Regions from separate parts of the Mus musculus genome. Here region 1 is linked to region 2. The links are chromatin loops, found by intact Hi-C in ENCODE. Cell type or tissue: gastrocnemius. All regions are shown on one strand. Each heading gives the region's core, and the rest is flanking DNA. Links, peaks and the distances in the headings are about the cores only.

Region 1 (8,325 bases), core at 168-8,167, 190 kb before region 2:
TTCAGTTTTCTGCAAAGAAGCACATTTAGAAAGTTCCTCAGGGTTTTTCTTCCCTGGACAGTTATATGGTTTTATTAGGCGCTCAGGGAGCCATCTAGCATTTTGTGCTCTTGAATCATAGATGCAAGCATGTCCTTTGCCCCATATAAGGACTGGGTCTGGACCCTGCCATTTATTGGACAAAGGGTCTCTCCAATAGCTTGTGCATAGTTATTTGCAGTAGAAGGATGCCAGAGGCGATCTGCAGCAGACTTGCCTGCATTGTCGTATGTAAGAAAATTTAAGACAAATAATGCATGATTTAAAAGTGTCTTGGAGTTACCAGACTGAGGATATAGAATTTCCCGCCCTCCCCAGACTGTAATTTGAAAAGCATGTTTTTAAGGGTTTGATGAGTTCTTTCTAAAATACCTTGGCCTTGGGGATTATAGGGAATGCCAGTAATATGTTTAATGCCCATTTGAGCACAAAACTGTTTAAAGCTGGCACTAGCATATCCTGGGCCATTGTCTGTCTTGAGGATCTTAGACTGTGGCACAGCCACCAAGCAGGAGAGAACATAGCTGATAACATGTTTGGTGGCCTCTCCCGTTTGTAAAGATGCACAGGTAAAACCACTAAAGGTATCAACAGAGACATGAATATATTTTAACTTTCCAAAGGGGGTGTAGTGGGTAACATCCATTTGCCACAGTTCACCAGGAATTAGTCCTCGGGGGTTAACTCCCACATGTGGCTCAGGTAAAAGGGTCAGGCAGCCCTTACACTGCTGGACAATTTGTCGAGCTTGTTCACAGGTGATGGAAAATTTAAGCCTCAGGGTATGGACATTGAGATGATGTAAATCATGGGCCTGTTGAGCAGCAGCAAGAGGGGTAATAGACAAAGCAGAAGCTATTACCTGGGTGGCCTGATCAACTATATCATTGCCTTCAGACAAAGGTCCAGGCAGGTCAGAATGAGCACGAATATGGCCAATAAAAAAAGGGAAGATTTCTAGCAAGAATAAGGTTCTGAAGTTTAGCAAACATTGGAGATGCGTTGGTAGAAGGGTGAATATAAGGAACGGTTTCTAAAAGGGGGAAAGAGGCAGCCACATATTTCTGACAAAGGGTAGGACTGTTGGCCATGCCTTGAGGAAGGACCCTCCATTGGAAGCAAGGAGAAGGCCCTATACAATTAGCCACTGGGAGGGTAAATGCAAAGTGTTTACAATCTTCAGGATGAAGAGGAATGGAAAAGAAACAATCTTTTAAATCAATCACTAATTTTGCATATTCCCTGGGAATAGCCACTGGAGAGGGGATCCCAGGTTGTAGGGCCCCCATAGGGACCATGGTCTTATTAACTGCTCTAAGATCTTGTAACAACCTCCATTTACCATTTCGTTTTCTTATAACAAAGATAGGGGTGTTCCAAGGCGAAGTGGAAGATCCAATGTGTCCAGCTGCCAACTGTTCCTGCACTAACTCTATGGCTGCTGACAATTTTTCTGCAGGGAGGGACCACTGGTCAAGCCAGACAGGGGTATCATCTTTCCATGTAATCTTATCTGTCTGGCGTGCAGGGAGAGCAATGGTCCTTATGAAAAATGGGAGTTGTAACCTAAGCCTGCACGATCCATCTTGGGGGCGGCCTCTATTGGTGTAGGCCTCCCTTGGCTGTTTTTACCCAGTCCCTGTCCAGGGAGATAACCCTGGGTGAGCATTTGTTGAGTAATGACTTCATTGGGACTGCACATAATGAGTCTCATTTGAGAGAGAATGTCTCTCCCCCATAAATTAACAGGCAGACCAGGGACAACATAAGGCTGAATAGAGCCAGAGTTTTCCTCACCATCTTCCCAAGTCAATAACTGTGAACTCTGGAGAGTATTTTTTGATTGTCCAATTTCCTGTAAATGAGTTAAAGAGGCCTTTAACAGCCAGGCAGCGGGCCAGGCACTTTGTGAGATTACAGTGGAATCAGCACCTGAGTCTAAGAGGCCCTCAAAGCTCTTGCTGTTTATCTTAAGGCAGAGTGTAGGGCGGTCTTTGGTAATTGCTTGGAACCAGTAAAGGTCTGATGACCCTGGCTGCGAGGAGCCACGACGTGTGCCCATTGCTGGATAGGAAGTGTCTAAAGGATAGGAAGTGTCTAAAGGTAGAGGCAGGGCTTGTGCTAGACGTTGCCCTTTGAATATAGATATTGGACTTTGAGAGGCACTAACTAAAATTTTAATTTCTCCAGTGTAGTCATTATCTACTAATGAGGGATGGACAGTAAGTCCTTTTAAAGTAGCGGAAGCACGCCCTAATATTAGAAAATAAGTATTGGGTGGAGGAGGCCCATAGACCCCCTGAGAAGGATGTGAACGCCATCCTCTCACGGGGGGCGTGGGGGGGGGGTGTTAAAACTGAGTCCAAAAACAAGTCCAATCCTGCGCTACCTGTAGTGGCTCGGGAGAGACCAGTGGCTGTTTTGTCTGCCGGCTGTTCCCTGTGGCTGGAAGAAATGGGGTGGTTTTGGGGAATCTGGGATGTCCCCCATACCTGTTTCCCTAAAAGGGAGGCAGGAGATTCCCAGAAGCATCTGTTGGGGATCGGCAGGTGCTTGCCCAATGTTTGCCTTTTTTGCAGCGTGGACAAAGAAAATTGGGCCGTGTAGGCCGAGAAGAATAGTCAGTAGGTGGTGCTGGAGCACCGTTAAGGGAAAGCGCAGTGGGACACTGTCGTGCGAAGTGTCCAGGCTGACCACATTTAAAACAGCTTTTCTGCCGGCTGGCTTGCTGAAGAGCCGCGCCTAATGCCATAACAGGCTGAAGAGCTGCACCCATTGCAAGACTGACTGTCTGGGACATTTTGTGAGTGAACATATCTACATCACGGCAAAGATGAATCATCTCATTAAGATCCTTGTTTCTAATCTTACCGCGCAAGACAGCTTTGCATGCCGAATTAGCATTTTCATAAGCCAATTGTTTAACAAGTTTATTGTCTGCATGACCCAGGGTCCTCTCTGCAGTCTCAAGCAAACGACTCACAAAATCACTATAGTCTTCCTGGGCTCCTTGAATGACTTTGGTTAGAGGCGTAATAACTGAACCTTTCATAGGAATACCGCGCCAAGCTCCCAGGGCTGCATTAGCAGTCTGAGCCAAAAGACCCACAGAGAAGTGTTTTTGCCTGGCTTCTGTCGCGTATTTACCTTGACCAGAAAGCTTTTCAAAGGTCCAGCCAGCAGATGGCGCCCGAGGATTTTTCTGATTAGCCACTGCAATTGTCTGGCACCGATCGAGGAAATCGGCTTTCCATGAGAGAAATTGCCCGCGTGTTAACACAGTTTGGATTACTTTGATCCACTCACTAGGGAGCATATGTTCGCCTCCCGGAAGAGCTTCTAGGAGCGAAAGCGTGTAGGGGGCAGATGGGCCATAAGTTCTAACCGCAGAGTTAAGCTCTTTTAAGAGCTTAAAACGTAGTCTGCGGAATTCTGTTTGTTGGACAGGAGCAGAAATTTGTTCCTCTGGCTCACGTTCTACTTCGTTTTCACACTCATAATCTTCTCCGCCCTCGCTGTTAGTGTCCGAGGAGAGGTCGGCCTGGGGCCTTTCTAAAGGCCCAATTTCTGCAGAAGCAGATTCGGCACGGGTGGCTGGGGGCTGTGTCTCCGCCGTAGAAGTGGGCGGGTCGTAGCTAGCAGCTCTCGTGGAGCGAGTAATTACGGGGGAAGCCAATGTTTTAGTTTTTACCGCTCGCGGAGCTTTCTTTTTTACGCCGCCCGAGGCTGAGGCTGGGGGAGGGGCAAGGATAGTCTCTTTTAAAGAATTTTGGAGTGAAGCGAGCTCTGTGGAAAGGCGGGCGTACTGTTGCTGGAGCTCTAAAACTTCTTGTAATCCTGCTACCTGAGACGCGAGCTTGTCTTTAGCATCAATGAGAGTAGGGACCGGCAGCGCCTGGGGCCACGGCTCGGGAGCGCAGATTGGTGGCAGGTAGGACGAGGCATTGCAGGGAGGAGCTGAAGCGCCCGGCAATCGCTCGGGCTTACGGGGACGGACTATCTCTTCCTCTAAAGTGTCTGTGTCCCCAGAAATTAAAGGGCTTTCAGCCAAAGATTTTTTAAATTCTAGATTGATCAGTGGCGGGTCAGCAGGCAATGCGCTTACCGGGATATGGGGGTAGAGAGCAGTCTGCAGGACTTCGGGCCTGTCTGCAGCTATTGGAGGCTTTTTAGTAGGGAGGGAGCTCTCTGAAGCTTCCAGAGACAGGGGACAGAGGCAATATTCTGCCACTGACAAAGGCTGCTGTTTCTCTGGATCATCAACTGCACTTTGTATTAAATCACGGATTAGACTCCAATAAGTAAATATATTTGCAGGAATAGCATCGGGGTCCTGCTTTGCCAAAATTTCACTTAATTCTCTTCCTACTCTTATCCATTTCTTACAATGTATCTCTGCGCCATCTATAATAAACCATGGACCTGCCTGGTCTATGAAAATAAAAAAGTTTATCAAATCTTTCTTTTTAACTCTAACTCCTCTTTCCCTGAGAGCCACCTTTAAGCCTTTTATAAAGGCTGCCTCTTTAGAAAGCTTAGTTCCCATTTCTCAGTGGAGATGAATCACTTACCAAGGATTTCTCTCTCCGGTGAGCTGCTGAAGCAGTCCTTCACTTCTTTTTTCTTGGGGTCCCTACGAACTTCTCTGGGGGAGTCAAACTCCGTAATCTCCACCTAAGGCAAAACGCTCCGAACCTCAGTTAGGCGCCACTTGTCCCACCCAGCAGGACCCAGTTCTTCCTGGGTGCAAGGGGGACCACAAACCTGAAGAGAAATGCGAGGAAAGGAAGGAGACGCAGAGACAAAGAAGGGTTCCTATCAAGGTCTCAGTTTATTAGGCTGAAATGCCAGGTTTTAAGGGGAATAGGGAGGGGTTGAGGGGGATCAACTAAGAACAAAGAAGTGGGCATCTGGGGACATGAAGGCCTAATTCAAACTGCAGGCGGCCAGGCACTCTTATCTCTGGAATGTAGAATCCTCCTTAACAGCCTTGGGTGTCAGGCTGGGCTCAGCTTGTAACTCATGTCCTTTGAAGTCTTGGGAGTCAGGAAGAGATAAGGAAGAGGGGACTATAATTCAGCTTTTTACAGCCTCAGGTGCCAGGAAGGAAACAGGGAGGAGGGGGTGAAGACCAGCTCCTTAGCACAAGGCCATTTGGCTTGTTAGGGTGGAAAACTTTGAAAGGCCTACTTTCTTATGGTATGGTCTCCAACATTTAGGGTGCCCATCTATGTCCTCATACAAATAAACAAAACAAAATAAAACAGGACCCCTGCTAGTCATCCTACACCCAAGTCTCTCACTAACATGCAACCAAATTAGGTGTTTATAGTACACACTAAAAATCAAGCTTGCCCTGCAAGATTGAGTACATAATAAGGTCAAAAATAAGCAGGATAGGAAATAAAGAGATGAACCCACATACGAATGTGTTCACCAAAAGACAAAGCAGAGCAGCAGAAAGATGAGACCAGCTGCTGGGTAAGACTGTGCCCTCCTGATTACTCAGCTAAAAAGGAAGGGGAGGGAGTGATGTCCCCTGCAGGAGGATTGTTAAGATGTGCTCTGCATTCATTCAGGGTGCCACAGGGTGCTGAGGACCAGATTTGCAAAGTTGTAAATTACTCCATGTCACCTTTGCTGCTCTGAGCCCCAAGGACTCTCTTATGAAGGAAGGGTCCTTCTTCCTCATATGAACTTCCCAGCTAAGCTCACCAATGGCCAAGAAAGGCTGATGCTCTCAAAAAACTCAATTTATTTCTCTGCTGTACCCTGTAGAGTCAAAATAGCTAATACTGGTTGACTGGGAAGATGAGAAACTTTGTCAGGCAAAGTAATACTGCCCCAGGGTGGATCCCTATACTTCGCTCCAACCCAGGTCACCTAGCTGTGAGCATATCTTGACTGTCTACTCAAATCCTCAGTGAAATACTTAGGATCTGGAGGTTGGGCCCTGGAGCTCTAAAAATCAAGGTTCAACCACCCTTCCTCCACAGCACAGTTACACAGACTAGTAATAACAAAACACAGAGAAGAGACACTTAGTAGAGGTGGCCACATTGAAAGGGGAACAGAGAGGGCCACTCTCTGGCATCCCTACTTGATATTCAGATTTAAATGGAGAGGAGGTGTCCATAGCTAAGCAGTCCTGGTCAAAGTATGGTCATGCCCATTACCAACCCATCATTCTCATGGCTCTCATAAGGTGGAATCTTCCCCAGGAATGAATCCCCTCCCATCCTTTACCTGCCCATGGGTCCATACAACTCACTGGAATACAGTAGAAGAACCTGGGAATTCAGAACCTCCCTCTAGATTTAGATCTGTGCTGTGACCTTGTAACTCTGGCTGACCTGTAACTCTCTATAAAGACCCAGCTAGCTTAGAACTCACAGAGATCTGTCTGCCTCTGGCTCCCAGATGCTGGGATGAAAGACATACATGTCCACACTCTAGTTTGTTGAAAAACACTACACTTACACAGGATGATATTTTCTAAGAAAGGAAAGTCATGTTGGGAAGAAAGGATGGGGCAATTCCCTCAAATCCCGCTTGTGAATACCAAGGTCTGGCATAGCCCAGGAGAAGAAGATGACCAAGTGACCTGTGAGTCACAGGTTTCAGGTCAGAGGAGGAAGCCACCAATGTTACAGCCTGATGAGAGTGAGTGCTGAGGTGGGCAAGTGGAGCCTGAAACCCAGGAGGCAGGCACACAAACAGCAGGAAGTGCTAGTGATGGGATGGGATGGGAACAAGGTTTGCCCATGTCTCTTTACAGCTCAAAGGAAGGGGGCTGGGCATCTTCTGATGGACACTTGTTAATGTTTACAAGTTAATGGGAACATCTGTGGGAAGGAAGATGAGGTAGTCTGCTTGAGAAAGGAAAAGGGAAACAAGTAATATATAGGACCAGACAACACCATGCACAAGAGAATCCTAAGCTATGACACATCCAGGATCCAGGAAGTGAGCATGGGCATCCTCACACCTGACTTGGGCAGGATATAAAGACCCCAGGGTCAGAAGGCTCCACACCAGCACACCTTCCTCTCCACCTGCTCCTCTGATCTACTCCATCCTCAACCAAACACCAGAGCCATGACCTGCTGTGGCTGTTCAGGAGGCTGTGGCTCCAGCTGTGGGGGCTGTGGCTCCAGCTGTGGGGGCTGTGGCTCAGGCTGTGGAGGCTGTGGCTCCAGCTGCTGCAAACCTGTGTGCTGCTGTAAGCCTGTGTGCTGTTGTGTTCCTGTCTGTTCCTGCTCCAGCTGTGGAGGCTGTGGCTCCAGCTGTGGTGGATGTGGCAGCTGTGGCTCCAGCTGTGGAGGCTGTGGCTCCAGCTGTTGCAAGCCTGTGTGCTGCTGTGTGCCTGTCTGTTCCTGCTCCAGCTGTGGAGGCTGCAAGCCCTGCTGCTGCCAGTCCAGCTGCTGCAAACCCTGCTGCTCTTCAGGCTGTGGGTCTTCCTGCTGTCAGTCCAGCTGCTGCAAACCCTGCTGCTGTCAGTCCAGCTGCTGCAAGCCCTGTTGCTCCTCAGGCTGTGGGTCTTCCTGCTGTCAGTCTAGCTGCTGTAAGCCCTGCTGCTGTCAGTCCAGCTGCTGTAAGCCCTGCTGCTGTCAGTCTAGCTGCTGCAAGCCCTGCTGCTGTCAGTCCAGCTGCTGTAAGCCCTGCTGCTGTCAGTCCAGCTGCTGTAAGCCCTGCTGCTGTCAGTCCAGCTGCTGCAAGCCCTGCTGTTCATCGGGCTGCGGGTCTTCCTGCTGTCAGGACAGCTGCTGAAGCTGGCTGCAATGTCCACATTTGTTGCCAAGGCAAAATCTAAGATTCTCAACTTGACCCCACCCCTCTGAACTGCTTCCTCAGCTGTGGCCTCCAGTTGATCACCAGGTTCCTGATATCTTGCATGTTCCCTTAGCACTCCTGCTTCCTACAATTTCAACTCAGATTTGGCTTTTAGTGCCACAAAGAGGCCATCTGCTCATCTACTGTGAGCTAACAAATCCCCCTCTGCAGTCATGCTACCTCTAGTGCCCTTACCACAGCCCCCCCACTCGTGCAATAAGGTGAGCATTCAGACTTACTTGGACTGTTCAGCCAAGGAATAGCAATCCCTGCTTTATCTTAAGTTCAAAATCACAAACTAATAAACACATCCCATGAACCAATGCAAGCATGCCTCATTCATTCACCCCTCCCTGTCCCTTGCTCTCACTCATGGTTTCCTCTTTTTCCTGCAACTCTGTATGGGACTCCACCAGCCTGATGGTGGTGCTGGGCTGCTAATATCTCCTGCCT
Region 2 (8,325 bases), core at 292-8,291:
AGGAGTGGCCAGTGCTCCAAAGTGCTCCAAAGTGACTGGACATCGCTCCAGTCACCAATTTTAAGGAAGTTTAACTCCAAAGCACACACACATACACACAAAAAAACTACCTGTACTTAGGGACCTACAGATGTTCTGAAACAACACACACCATACAGGAGGACGATCACAAACCTGGTATTCGCGTTTCTTTTCTGTTGGTGTGACAAATACTACAAAAACCTGACCAAACACGTCTTTGGGAGAGAAAGGGTTTATTTGGATTGCAATTCCTGGTCACAGTTCATCACTGAGAAGAACTAAGGCAGGAACCTGAGGCAAGAGTTTGAACATAGGTCTGCTTGCTATTCTACACAGCATTACCTCCGACCCAGGAACTCACTTTACAATCAAAGAATCATGGCAAGCACCATGGAGGAATGGCTTGCTGGCTAGCAGACAGGCTGGTTCATGCTTCCTAGCTTTTCTATACGGTTCAGAACCACGGGCTTAGGTATGGTTTCACTACACAGTAGGGCAGGCCTTCCTACAGCAATAAACAATCAAAATAACCCCTCCCACTCAGGCCCATAGACCAATCCGGTCTAGGCAGTTCTTCTTCAGTTCTTCTCAATTGACTCTAGACTGTATCAAGTTGACAGGTAAAGCTAACCAGGATACCTAGGTAGCAACTGCCACTGGGCACAGTAGCCTGGGGAGGTGGGAAGTGGTGGGAATGGGATGTCTCCTGTTGCTTTTCTAATCTGAGACAATGAGGACAAAACAGGACAGTGTTGAATTTACTTCATGTGGCAGCTAGATACTTGTTATATTGTGTCCCCTGCCGCCCCCAACCCCTGCCCAGGTTTCATTGTAAGTCTGTGCCATAATTTAAAAATAAAATAGTCTGAAATGTGTACTAAGGACACATGGAAGAACACCACCCATTATTAAATAAATAATCTAATCTATTAAAAAATAAATAAAAGGGGCCTGGAGGGGTAGCTCACTGGGTAAATCGCTTGCTGTGCAAACCTGAGGACCTGACTTTGAATCCTCAACATCTGCATAAACATAAGGTAGGCTTGTAGTCCCAGCACTCAGGATACAGAGACAAGAGATCCCTGGAATAAGCCAGGTCGTTAGACTAACCAAGAAGGTGAGCTTTGTGTTCAAATGAGAGATCCTGGCCTAATATAAGGTGGCAAACAATTAAAGAAGATACCTCTAGATAATAACCTCTAGCTTCTACATCCATTTATGCACACCCACACATACATGCGCCTGCAGCTATACACATTCAAACATGTACGCACATGTATTAAGAAAAAAACAATTTTTAAAATAGATGACCCAGAATTGTAATCCAAATAAACCTTCACTTACCCAAAAGTTGTTTTTGAGTATTTGTCACATCAGCAGGAATGAAAACACCAGGTCCGTGGGTGGCTTCCCACACTGTGTTTGTAGTTTCACCACACCTGTAAGTCCCTGTGTGTAGTACCTATGATGTCAGAAACCTGTAATTCCAGCACCCAGAAGGCAGAGGCAGTGAGATTACCATGAACTCCAATCATCCTGGACTATAGAGTGAGTTCAAGGTCAGTGGGTTACAGAGCAACATCTTGTCTCAGGAAAGGGCTAGGGGTGGGATAAACACCGGTTGGAATAGCACTGCAAGCCTCCTGGAAATACAGCAACACACGGACGTAATTGTGGGAGAGCTACAATGAAGAAGCATTTCCCCGGCTTGGAGAAGCATAACGGCAGAGTCCATACCCATTTCCACATCTGTGTCTGAGTACTGACAGCATTCACCCATGAACAAGTGAAGGGCTGGGCTTAAGGGGAGTCTGTTTACTTAAATGCAAACATTTTTAGTTGCCAACCCATCATCTTCCATAGTGGCCACACCAGTCTACATCCCTGACAATAGAGAAGAGGCTTCACTGTCCCCCACATTCTCATCAGCATCTGTTGCTTTTGTTCTCTTGAGTCTGACTGGGGCGAGATGGAATTCCAAACTGGATTTAATTAACATTTCCCTGATGTATGCATGTTTTCCAAACAAATAAAAATAGGACTACCATATAGCCCAACTACTAGTAGCCCCCAGGGCCATAGACCAAGGCTAGGTCCATATTCCACAGAAATACTTGCACACCCACATTTGCTGCTACACCAGCCAGGAAATGGAATGACTCTAGATATCCATCCACAGATGAATGGCTAGAGAAAATACACACAAAATCGGATGCAACTACAACATTAAATGAAATACATCAAGGCTCAGAAAGACAAACACTACGTGTTTTCTCTTGTAAAAAGAATGCAGACATTTTTGGTGGTGGTGGTGGGAAGGGGTACAGGACATGAATCTAGAAGAAGTAAAGGCTGGGGAGATGGCGCAGGTGTTAAGAGTGCTACTTGGCCAAGCCTGAGAACCAGCTTTGGGTCAAAGCACCAATGTAACAAAGTCTCAGAGATGCTTGTAACCCTGGCGCTCACAGGAGTAAAGACAAAGATCTCTGGAGCTTGCTGGCTTTTAGCATAGCTAGAAAAGTAGAAGTTCTAAGTTCAGGAAAAGACTCTGTCTCAAAGGCAAAAGTGATAGAAGAAGATATATTCTATGTGTGCACAAATGCACATAAAGTGCATGCCCATGTGAAAGCACACACACATCTGCATACACACAAACTAAAAAGAGAACAATGAGAAGGGACCCTAAGGGATGTGGGAGAGGAGAAAGAGAGGAAAATGGAATCTGTGTGAGGGAAGCAGGGGGAGCTACTAGGGGGACAGAAAAGCTGCCAGAAAGAGAGAGGCATGGGGATGGTGGAGGGCAGTTGTGGTGTGTGTGTGTGTGTGTATGTGTGTGTGTGTGTGTGTGTGTGTGAAGTATCATAATGAAACCCATAACTTCGCATGCTAAGTTTATATTTTAAAGGGGTAGATAGTAACAGGAAGACTAGAGAGAGGTTAAGAACAGCAGTTAAGAACACTTACTGCTCCTGCAGAGGACCCAGGTTCAGTTCCCAACACCTACATGTCACTCACAACAGTCTGCAAACCCAGTTCCAGGGCATGTGACTTCATCTTCTGGCTTCTGAGGGCATTGTGTGAGTATGGTGCTCACCCACACATGCAGGCAAATGTTTATAGACATTAAACATAAATAAGTAACAGCCACTTCATCTGTTAAGAAAAAATAACAAAGAACATCTCCTTTTTAAAGAGCTAAAAAAAAAAAAAAAACAGTTTGAACGGTGGTACATGGGGCTGAGGAAGATAAATTCTAGCAGGGACCAATGTTCCATTCTGTAGGAAGACACAGAGTTCTGCAAATGGATGGTGGTGGCAATATATAGCAAAATGAATATTCTCAAGGCTTCTGGGTTGTACTCTTCAGTGTTGAAAATGCACATGCGTATTTGACTTTAAAATATAATTTAAAAATAAAGATTGAGGATATGGCTCTGTGACAAAGTAATTGCCTAGCATCCAAAAGGCACTGGGTTGGATCCCTGGCACTGCCACACTTGTGGTAATAAAGGTAAATATATATTTTTTTTAAATCAGGAAAGGGACATCTGCTGTGCCTTAGAAGTCAGGCTGGGCAGTCCAAGGGCACAGGTGGTTCTAATGCCTCACAAACTGAAGCAGAGCTGAACAATCATTTTTCTTTGCCAGGCCGTGGGTCAGTCTCTGGGGTGACCTCCTAGCTGCACCTCAGGCGGCCAGCCTGCACAGTGTACTGTTGTGAGCAGCAGAGGGCGCACGTGGACAGAGCAGACAGACCCAAGCTCGCTGCACCTGCTAGACTTTGAGTGAACATCCAGGCTCCGCACTCTGCAGCAGCCAGTACTGCCTTAGTCTGGGCGAGCCGCTAGCACTTGCAGGGTTCTGTCAACACAAAAGAATCTAAAAGGTGTCCTCAGGCCTGGGGCCAGTGTGGTGCAGAAAGTCTGCCAGAGGTTGGATCTTGTCCTCTGTTGGCACAGATAGATGCAGCTGACTGGATTCGGCTCTGAAGAAACCACACCCTGAGACTGCTTTGCTAGCTCCAAACCTTTCTCATCAACTTTCCAGACTGCCTCATTCCTTGGGGTGTGAGGGAACAAGATGAAGAAGATGGGGATGACCCAGCACCCACTGAGAAGGCACAGGTCTACAGAGCAGGTACTGCTGGAATGGGCCATAACTAGTGTCATCTATATGGTAGAGCCTAGCATGTCTACCCACAAATTGTATGTGTATAACCATAAGTATGTCCTAACCCAAAATTATAAGCTTACTTGAAATACTTTAAGGTTTTTTTTCTTGCAACTGGATTATATCGTATACAATATTGTGTGTTCCAGTTTCAAAAGTGTGGGGACAGGCTACTGGGTAAGCCCATTTACCTGGGGGTTCCAGAAGGTGCTTGAACCTGGCAAGAATCTGCCCCCAGCACAACTGAGATCTAATTGGGCACTCCTAGAGTATCAGACCATACCCTGCCACACTCTTCCTCACCTGGATACCCTCTTAGGGGTATCTACTGGGCTCCTCTTGAGACTGGAAGAGTGAAAAGCAATGCTTGCTCTCTCTCTCTCTCTCTCTCTCTCTCTCACACACACACACACACACACACACACACACACACACTAGCACCCAACAACTCCTTTGTCAGCCTCCACACCTTCCGCCCCAAGCTCTTTCAGGGCTGCTGCTGCCTCCTCCTGAATCCTACATGACCCGATTGCCTGAATCTGCCCAGGTCTCGGCTTGCGTTACTCCCCCTCCCCAGACCCCCAAACTCCCCATTTCCTGGACTCAGAGTGGGCAGGAAGCCAGCACATCAACCACCCCAACACTGACCTGAGTAAGCATCCAGTAGAGCTGGCCATCTTCAGCCTCGAGGGCTACCTTCAGCAGGAGGTATCAACAGCATTTAGGGCTCAGCCTGAGTCAAGGAGACAAAGATCTGAACCCAGAGCCAACCCCAAACATCCCTGGGGCTCCCCATGCTTCCTTCCTGGCAGCACTCCCAAGTTGTTTGTTTGTTTTGTGCTATTTCTGAGCCAGAGACACCTCTTCCCTCCAACCTGTATTAATCCCAGGCTAGACTCCCAGACTCCCCTTGGGCTACATAGAGAGGTTTCTGCAAGCCGGTTCTAAACACTCATAATGAACCAAGCCAAGCTGGATACAGTAGGGTAAAGGAGAAGGTCCCTGCAGAGCCTTGCCCAGCACCTAGTGTGGTCTGCAGTATTCTTCACACAATCTATACTAGCAAAGGAGTGCTCCTTCCTTTGTGCCTGCTTCACTCTCTGTGACCCTTCCTTCAACCAGCCATCTCCTAAACTCTGCCCTTCATCGAGTGAGAGGCTGGACTTCCAGGGAAAGTTCAGGACACTCCACCCCCCTCCCACCCCCCACGAGACTCATATTATCTGGTCACCTCACTGTCCACCTAGTCAGGGCCACGTTTTTGAAGTATCTGAGAAGGTCTGGCATCATGGTGGGTGCTAGTAATCTCATCACTCAGAAGGCTGAGACCAGCCTGGCATACAATAAAGAATTTTCTGCCAACCTGTTCCCGAGGAGGAGGGAAAACTAAGGGAAACGTGGCTTATGTTTGCAGGTGGACCACTTTGGCACAAGACTCCCCTTCCTCTGAGACCTGCCTGACCCCTGTGTATTTCTGCCCTAGTTGTAATTACCCATGTTTTTTGAGTGCTCACGTGGTTGTGTTCACACAGTGGGATGGAGCCGACAGTCCCCAGCGGGCAGGGGAGATGTCCGGGTGGGAGTAGAGGTCGTTTCCAAGCGGCTTTTCATTGGAAGCTGTCAAGAACTGGATGTCATAGGTAGGGGGGCAGCGCCGCCCTGGGGAGCACACCGGTGGGTCTGGAGCCCCGCCCCCTGATTTCCCGGGATGAGTGACCTGAGGCAAACCACATCGCCTAGGAGCTTCTTCTGCAAAGTGTAGAGCTGGACTTCCACCTCCAGGGGTCGTGGAGAGGACAAACGCGGATGCTGCAGGTAAGGCCCTTTGCGGCCGCAGCTCTCCATGACCCTTTTCCCTGGGCCGCACTGGGGCAGGGGAGGCGCACTCTGGGAGGGCGTCCTCTCGCGAACAAAGGCTAAGGGAAGGAGAGAAATCCGTGACAGGTTCAGTCCAGGCGGGCCGAGAGAGGGAGACCCTTGCATACTAGGACAGTAGACGCTGGTTAGAGTGCCGCGAGGCAGAGGGTTCTTGGGGATACCAGGAGCCCTGAGCTGGGAAGGCTTCCTGGAGGTGGGGAGCTGCGGCGTGCGTGGCCCCTTTAAGAACCGATGCCCGAGAAGCTTGGGGCGCGGGGGACGGAGGGCGGTGGCAGAGAGACCCACGGCCGCCGCCAGGGCTCCGCACCCAGCGCCCGCTCCGCTGACGTCACCTGCCCCCGAGCGGCTCACTCTGATTGGCTGCAGGTGACGTCAGGGGCTTTTTCGCTCGGCATGACCTCATCCCCACCGGCAGCCCCGCCCTCCGCCCCGGGCCTGTCACTCGCGGCTCCCGCGGTGGCCGAGCCGGCTCCGCGGACCCCCGCCCCACCCGGACGCCGGACGCCGGACGCTGAGCCGGGCCGGAGCTGCCGGCCGCGCCCGCCAAGTCGCGGGCTGGGATGCGCGCCGTGAGCGCGCGTGCCCGACCGCAGTACGCGCGCTCCGTCCCGAGCGAGCGCTCCCCGCGGTGGCGGCGACGACGGCGGCGGCGGCGGCGACGCGCCCCGCGCGCCTCTCCGGCCCTTGCCCCGGCTACGCGGGCCCCCGACGGGCCCATGGGTGGCGGAACGGAGCGGGCGCCCTGAGCGCGGCACCGGCGTTGGGGGCAACCCCAGGGCAAGCGAGAGCCAGGTGAGCCAGGCGCTGACAGCGGTCGAGTCCTAAGCCGGGTGTGGGCCCAGGACGTGCGGAGGTTTTTGCGGTTGTGTGCCCTGAAGGAAGAAGCTCTTTGGAGCACCGAGAATAAATGGCTCTGCCCCGCGAGCGGCGCGCGCTGCAGATCCGCGCCTGCAGTGCGCTGTCTTTCTCGGCATATTCCTTCTTATCTGGAGGGATATATATAAGAGACCTAGGGATTCGCGGGGGAGGGCTGAGATCCAGCACAGATCGGTGAGAGTCCCTGCGAAGCGCCCCCGCTGGCAGCCAGATTTGGAGAAGGTCGTCCGCGGCTGCAGCGGGCAGGGGGATGCGAAACCTCCGACGCCAGAGGGTCGGCTCCGGCCTGCGGTAGGCTCCTTATCTGGAGAGGAAGCTATAGGACCCCCCCCCACTCTTCGACTCGCATGGCTGTCCCGTCACCCCCACTTCATGGTGCTCCACTCGCCTCTGCGGATAAAGAACATCCTTACCCGACGCAGAGGCTGTAGGCGCGATGCTGGGGGAGGGGCCGGCACGGCTGCCTCCTGCAGCCTGTCTCCCTGGCCTCTCTGCCTACCTTGGGAGGGAGCGGCCAGTCAGATGCTGCTGGTACCCTTGTGCCAAACCTTGCAGGTGGAGGAGCAAGAACAGGCTCAGCTTCCACTAGATCAGACCTCTTGGAATAAATTGGCCTCTGACTCCTTGTTGACAGGGTGTGCTGCGCCTGCAGCAGATAGATTGGGGGCCTTGATGGTGCAGTGATGGGGGTGGGGGACCAGTGTGGCATCTGCAATGCTCTGTTGTGCAGTATGGGGTGGGGGTGGAGGTGCTTCGGGTCAGGGGCACGGCTTCTTTCACAGTATGAATGAATTCAGAATGGAAATCCAGTGACCTGTAGACCCAGCCTCACATTTACTTGCCCCTAGGGTAGCTGGGTGGGTGAGGGTAGCTTACAGTGCCAGGCTCTGCCCTGGGAGATCAGAGTCCCCGTGCATTCACTATTTGGTTAGCAGGCACCTGATACAGATGAGCAGATCATGTGACCAGGAGCTGTAGGTTCATCTTTATGTCTGACTTGCTGCAGTCAGCTTAGGGACCTCAGGAGAGTTGCTGGGCAGGTTCTCGTTCCCTCCTGCTCTGTGCCCTTGGGGATACTTGAGGATACCTCTGGGGACTTAGCACTGAACACAGACGCAAAAAGATGCTTCAAGTCAATGTGTATAGGACTCCTGCCAACATCTTTCTTCTTGGGCTGATACTGAGGTTTCAACTCAGAAGTTTCAACTGGACAGTATTTCGGTGGGGTGCATCTGTGGGTTTGGAGAGAGTTCAATATGCAGCTCACAGAGGAAGCAGGGAGAGGCTGAACCCACAGCAAGAGAGATAGTTATGCTGTGCTCCTAAGAAATGTGTGAGCCAAAGACCCTGACTGGACCTCTCAGGACCACAGCTCCCTCT

What was found. A loop is a pair of places that touch in the nucleus more often than their neighbours do. Peaks named below come from ENCODE experiments on the same cell type or tissue, not always from the same donor. Only the 100,000 strongest peaks of a DNase experiment are listed, where the experiment ranks them.
Region 1: a loop joins it to region 2, with 2.6 times the contacts of the local background. A loop is called at or near these places in 1 of 42 quality-filtered maps.

What each region holds. Positions count from the first base shown.
Region 1 is chr7:142,279,752-142,288,076 of GRCm38, reverse strand. It overlaps Gm10013, which reads left to right and starts at 7,138. Exons shown (of 2, transcript XM_011242029.2): 1 at 7,138-7,765; 2 at 7,803-7,875. The coding sequence starts at 7,138. The coding sequence ends at 7,852. Gm45889 (a long non-coding RNA gene) reads right to left here and starts at 4,863. Exons shown (of 2, transcript XR_870059.2): 1 at 4,611-4,863; 2 at 1-9. B130016D09Rik (a long non-coding RNA gene) reads right to left here and starts at 4,614. Exons shown (of 1, transcript XR_003946899.1): 1 at 1-4,614. In gastrocnemius, for the core only: CTCF peaks have their summits at 2,649 (motif pointing right), 3,229 (motif pointing right) and 3,953; DNase peaks (open chromatin) are centred at 2,705, 3,212, 3,651 and 3,931; H3K4me3 peaks cover 1,866 bases; H3K27ac peaks cover 1,734 bases.
Region 2 is chr7:142,093,459-142,101,783 of GRCm38, reverse strand. It overlaps Dusp8 (dual specificity phosphatase 8), which reads left to right and starts at 6,500. Exons shown (of 7, transcript NM_008748.3): 1 at 6,500-6,861. Gm32786 (a long non-coding RNA gene) reads right to left here and starts at 7,618. Exons shown (of 7, transcript XR_870057.3): 1 at 7,445-7,618; 2 at 5,706-6,107; 3 at 4,840-4,924; 4 at 2,986-3,174. In gastrocnemius, for the core only: CTCF peaks have their summits at 3,740 (motif pointing right) and 5,967; DNase peaks (open chromatin) are centred at 6,438, 7,177, 7,358, 7,967 and 3 more places; H3K4me3 peaks cover 2,750 bases; H3K27ac peaks cover 2,759 bases.